Linked DNA regions of Homo sapiens: region 2 is linked to region 1. A link is a loop called in an ENCODE intact Hi-C map of the cell type or tissue named here. Cell type or tissue: right lobe of liver. All regions are shown on one strand. Links, peaks and the distances in the headings refer to the core of each region. The heading gives the core; the rest is flanking DNA.

The links. A loop is a pair of places that touch in the nucleus more often than their neighbours do. Peaks named below come from ENCODE experiments on the same cell type or tissue, not always from the same donor. Only the 100,000 strongest peaks of a DNase experiment are listed, where the experiment ranks them.
Region 2: it touches region 1 in a loop (5-fold over the local background); 104 of 110 quality-filtered maps call a loop at or near these places.

The regions. Positions count from the first base shown.
Region 1 is chr1:91,925,656-91,928,478 of GRCh38, reverse strand. No RefSeq gene overlaps it. Among named protein-coding and RNA genes, the nearest start is that of BRDT, 22 kb to the left of the region's middle. In right lobe of liver, for the core only: a CTCF peak has its summit at 995 (motif pointing right); no DNase peak of the experiment used is centred there.
Region 2 is chr1:91,510,251-91,513,073 of GRCh38, reverse strand. It overlaps CDC7 (cell division cycle 7), which reads right to left. Exons shown (of 12, transcript NM_003503.4): 5 at 1,384-1,477; 6 at 1,151-1,293; 7 at 1-16. Among named protein-coding and RNA genes, the nearest start is that of CDC7, 11 kb to the right of the region's middle. In right lobe of liver, for the core only: a CTCF peak has its summit at 1,483 (motif pointing left); no DNase peak of the experiment used is centred there.

The DNA.
Region 1 (2,823 bases), core at 38-2,537:
TCCTAACCATGGCTACACCAAGCTGGCATCCCCACCACCTCTCTGACCTCGTCCCCTAAAACCCGCCTACTCACTCTGCTCCACTGGCTTCCTTGCTGCTTCCTTGCTGTTTTTCAATCACATCAAATATTTCCCAGCATCAGGAATTTGCCCCTTCTGTTTCCCCAGCCTGAAATACTCTCCCTGCACCCAGGCCTTCCCTGACAGCCCTGTCTGAAGTGGAGCACACATGGCCTTGCCAGTCACACTCGATTCCCCCTGCTCAACTCCATTTCTCTTCATTAAATTCATCATCAACTAACATATTTTGTATTTATCTGTTTATTGTTTATCTTCCCCACTATAATGTAAGCTCCATTGAAAGCAGGAACTTGTGCTGGCTTCTCTGCTGTATCCCCAGCAGAGTAGCTCCCAATAACTACTCTCATGTGCAATGAATATATGCTTGAAAAAAACCAGACCTGACTTGAAAAAATGTGGTGTTAGGCAGGTCATAAATTTTAGTTCAAGTAAATTTAAATTATCTAATTATGTTTCCGGTGCTGTGTTTTCCTACTGCATTAAAGATATAAAGTTAATAGATTCAGTAAATATTGAAATTAATTGGATAAATTGGGTGCCAGATGTGGTGGCTCATGCCTGTAATCTCAGCATTTTGAGAGGCCGTGGCGGGAGGATTGCTTGAGGCCAGGAACTTGAGACCAGCCTGACTAACATAGCAAGACCCTGTCTCTACAAAAAAAATTTTTTAATTAGCCAAGCGTGGTGGCATGGCACCTGTGGTCCCAGTTACCTGGGAGGCTGAGGTGGGAGGACCGCTTGAGCCCAGGAGATTGAGGCTTCAATAAGCTATGATCATACCACTGCACTCCAACCTGGGCAACAGAATGAGATTCTGCCTTGGTTCGACGTTTCCAAAAATATGAACAAGGTTCCTTTCACTTATTTTACCTTAATACCAGAAGCATAAATATTAAAAATGATTTCTTCTTTTAGCCACGAGGTGGCAGAATATGCACACATACTTTGTCAATGGCAGCGTTATTCTGTATCACCTTTTGGAAGCAGTAATACTACTGCTTTATATTTGAAGAGTACATTATAGCAGACAAAATACTTTCACAAACTGTGTATATATACACACATACGTATGTGTGTATACACACACACACATATGTGTGTGTGTGTGTGTGTGTGTGTGTGTGTGTGTGTGACGGAGTCTCGCTCTGTCGCCCAGGCTGGAGTGCAGTGGTGCAATCTTGGCTCACTGCAAGCTCTGCCTCCCGGGTTCATGCCGTTCTCCTGCCTCAGCCTCCCGAGTAGCTGGGACTATAGGCGCCCGCCACCACACCCGGCTAATTTTTTGTGTTTTTAGTAGAGACGGGGTTTCACCATGTTAGCCAAGATGGTCTCGATCTCCTGACCTCGTGATCCACCTGCCTCGGCCTCCCAAAGTGCTGGGGTTACAGGCGTGAGCCACCGTGCCTGGCCCACAAACAATATTTTATGATGCCCCTGTGAAGTAGGGAAGACAGTCAGGGCTCCTGATCATGTGACAGCATGTACCTGGAAGTTTCTGCCTCTTAAATGATGAGTGCTTTTGAGTGTATTTTCTGTGGAGAGCTGGTGTATGCAATTCACATGAGCATTAATGAGAATTGTGCGTGCACTGAGCCCTGGATGGATCTGGAATACTGAAGTGAAATAGCAGAAAAATTACCTACATGTAAAAACTAGCACTTAAATTCATTAAATATTGCTGTTAAGTTTTCTTTTTCTTTCTTTTGTTGAGACAGGGTCTGGCTCTGTCGCCCAGGCTGGAGTGCTGTGGTGCAATCACACTCACTGTAGCCTTGACCTCCTGGGCTCCAGCAATCCTCCTATCTTAGCCTCCCCAGTAGCTGGGGTCACAGGTGTGCGCCACCACACCCGGCTAATTTTTATAATTTTTGTAGAGGTAGTGTTTTGCCATGTTGCCTAGGCTGGTCTTGAACTCCTGATCTCAAGCAATCTACCCTCCTCAGCCTCCAAAAGTGCTAGGATTACAGGCATAAGCCACCATGCCCAACCGCTGGTTAGGTTTTCCAAGTTTACCGTAAGCAACTGATTGGTGTCCTTTTAGCACAGACTTCTATTGGCAGAAAAATGATTTAACAAAGTTCACTTGATTCATTGTACTTTGCTATAGTGCCATGTGGCATATAAGAAAGAATTTAGGCTTCAGAAGCTGGATTCTTGGGTGTGGTCCTAGTTTAGCTGCTTACGGGTTATGTGACCTTCAGCAAGTGATGCTGAATTTTTGTATTTTTAGTAGAGACGGTGTTTCACCATGTTGGCCAGGCTGGCCTCAAATTCCTGGCCTCTGAGCCTCACTTTCCTCCTGTGTAAATGAGTATAACACCTGCTTCATGGAGTTGGTATGAAGATGAAATGAGATAATGATTATGATAGTGGTTTAGAAAGTAAAATCCATACATGCAGGGTGATTGTTATGATCACTAAAGGCAGGGGAAAGGCATGAGTTTTTTTTAAGATGGAGGGCCTGGGCTTTGTCATTGCTAGCTGTTGACCTTGGGTTACTTTATTCATATTGTTGGACCTCAGTTTTCTTACTGGAAAAAAAAATTGAAGGAATCAGCAAATTTTTATTATTCTCCTTCCTTCCTTTTTTCTATTTCTCTCTTTCTCTTTTTCTCTCTCTTCCTCCCCCTCCCTCTCCTTCTCCCCTCCCTCTCCTTCTCCCCTCCCTCTCCTTCTCCCCTCCCTCTCCTTCTCCCCTCCCCTCCCCTCCCCTCCAAGGTCTTACCCTATCACCAGGCTATA
Region 2 (2,823 bases), core at 97-2,596, 420 kb after region 1:
GTCTACCAAGGCATACCTAAGAGACAAAATTAAGCATTTTTACTTATCTGTAGCAATTAAAGCTTAGTAACATTGTAATACTCTCAAACCATCCTCATAAAAACTGTAATTCTTTTTGGGATCAATTAGGAATTTATAACATTCTGGAAAAAAGAAAAAAAAATAAGTTTTCCAGACAAAGTAAGAATTTAACAGCTAACCAGGATTGAAAATTAAGAGTTGTCCCACAATCAAATTTTCTTTTTCCAGTGGTCTGTGTTAATAAGGCAGAAGAGGAATACATAACATAAACACAGTCCGTTGTTCTCTGATGGTGGCAGAGATGGCATCATAGCAGATAATTTCTAGTTAAGAAAGCTTAAAAAAATTAAAATCATGGTTTTAAAATCTGATCCAATTAAAGAAAATTAAAAAGTCAGGCATATAAAAGCTCAAAAAAGAAGTTATAATATTATTATGTTTAATATGATCCATTATATAGAGGTATTTATGTTATTTTTAGCTTATAATTTCTCTATAATTATAATCAGCATTAAAAAGTATACATAAAAATAAAACTTTTGTGTTAAAACAGGAAATTGGCTATCATGTGGTCCAATCCCCTCACTTACTAGAAAAGAAAAATGAAGTCCAGAGATAAGAGACATGTCTAAGGTCAAAAATTATTAGACTCTAAGTCTGTTAGTTCATGCTATTTCCACTGAACCATAGTACATCTAATAATGTACATTATTCCACTAATACAATTTTATCTTCTTCATCACCAAATTTCCCTTTCCAATCACAAAGAAACTGAAACAGAAATAATCTGTGCATGGCTATTGCAGTATGTTATATTATATCTAAGAGATATAAGTCAGAGGATACAAAGTAGCAGATATGTAGGATAAATAAATCTAGACCTAATGCACACTCTGAAGATTACAGGTAATAAAACTGTACTGTATATGAGATTCATACTAAATGAGTAAATTTTAGCTGCTCTTGCCGTAAAAACAAAAATAAGATGGGTAACTGAGATAAATATTTGCTTCACAATAGTAACTTTTGTACTATATATAACATCATGTTCAATACCTTAAATATAGACAATAAAATTGTTTTTTAAAAGAAATAGGATAAATATTTTCTAGTAACTCTTCATACTTACTTTTTCAGGCGCCTATTATATAAAAAATTGCTGGGCTTAACATCACGGTGAACAATACCAAACTGATGAATGCGTTTCAAAGCTTTGAACAGATTAAGCATATATTCCCGTACTTCTTGAAAGGAAAGAGAATTCAGAATGTCCTAAAACAAAGTTACAAATGAAATGAGTTACAAATATTGTTTGCAATTAAATATTTAGCTAATAAAAATTCAAGAAATATTAAAACCTACCAAAAACGACTCATGCTCCAGATATGGCATAGCAATAACTACATGATCATTCTTCCTAAAGCAGTATTTAACTCCCATGACATTATCTTGCCCCCTAGTGGAAAAATGCACAAGGAACTTTTAGAAGAAAGGTCAGAGGGACTGAAACTTTATGCCTAATTTTAAAAACCGCAATTTTAGCAATGCATACATATTGCTAGAAAACTGACTTAAATCATCATCACATAATATAAACACAAGTGACTTGTGTTCTCGTGTTAAAGTTTTCTTTTAAAACAAAAATGGCACCAGTTTTGAAGTTACTATAATAATTCAAACGAGGTAATTATAGTTGTGACTGGGGAAGCAGCAGAATGAGAAAAAAGGGAAAAGATTAATAAGACTTAGCAGATAAGATGGTAACAGTAATAAATAAATCAAGGTCACTAAACTAATAGATCAATGAGCCAGGATTTGAACCCAGGCATTTTGCTCCAGATATATGTTCTTAATCACTATGTTACACTGCTTCATAAAAGAGGAAAATAGGACAAAGGTGATTTCTATGATTTTGAGCCTGAGTAAGAAAACAATAGAGATACCAAAAAATGAGTAGAGAAGCCAGTAAAAGAAGCATCTAAAACCAGACCTCATCATTTTGATAGAGTTATCTAGACAAGGGACTAAGCCTTAAGTGAGAAGACAAGTGAGAAGTCAGTGAGAGTACCTGCAGAGAAGTGATACCTACAGACATGAAAATTAATAGCGAGAAAAGAAAACTGAGCTTGGAAGAAGCCAAGTTAGAGAGCCAAATAAGAAAGGAATTTTGAAGGAAGAGTTATTAGCATGGAAGTCAAAGAGAATAACAACTGAGGGAAGGCTTTTAGTTAGGCAAAGAATAATTAACTGGTAATTTTTAAGACAGCAATTTAAGTGGAAAGGAAGAAACAAAACAGAAGGAAGGAAAATATAACACAATGGAAGCTGAGCCTGAAGACAATTTGCCTGACTGCATTGTAAGATCAGATGAAGGCATTTTTAGCATGTACTTTTTTAAGCACAGAAAAAGAAAAAGTGGTAGAGGGAGACAGTTAAAAATATAGAAAAAGAAATGATCATATTTAGGGTACAAGAATGTATGCAAGCATTCTTTATAGAGGCCATCTCATTTTCTTGTCTTCTATAATACACAGAAGGCTGAAACAAACAGGCTTATTCATTCATTCAGTATTTAGTTGGCACTGTTATTTGCTGTTAGGGATTATAGACATTAGTGATGCAATAGTGAATAAAATTTACAGAATTTCTGTCCTCATGGAGTTTACTATCTAGTGGACAATACAGATAATAACAAGGTAACTTATAATGACAGAATACGATAAGGGCTTTGAAAGAAATCTAAAGATGCTATGACAATAAAAAAAAATAGGAGAATCTAATTTAATTCAGAGAAGACATCTT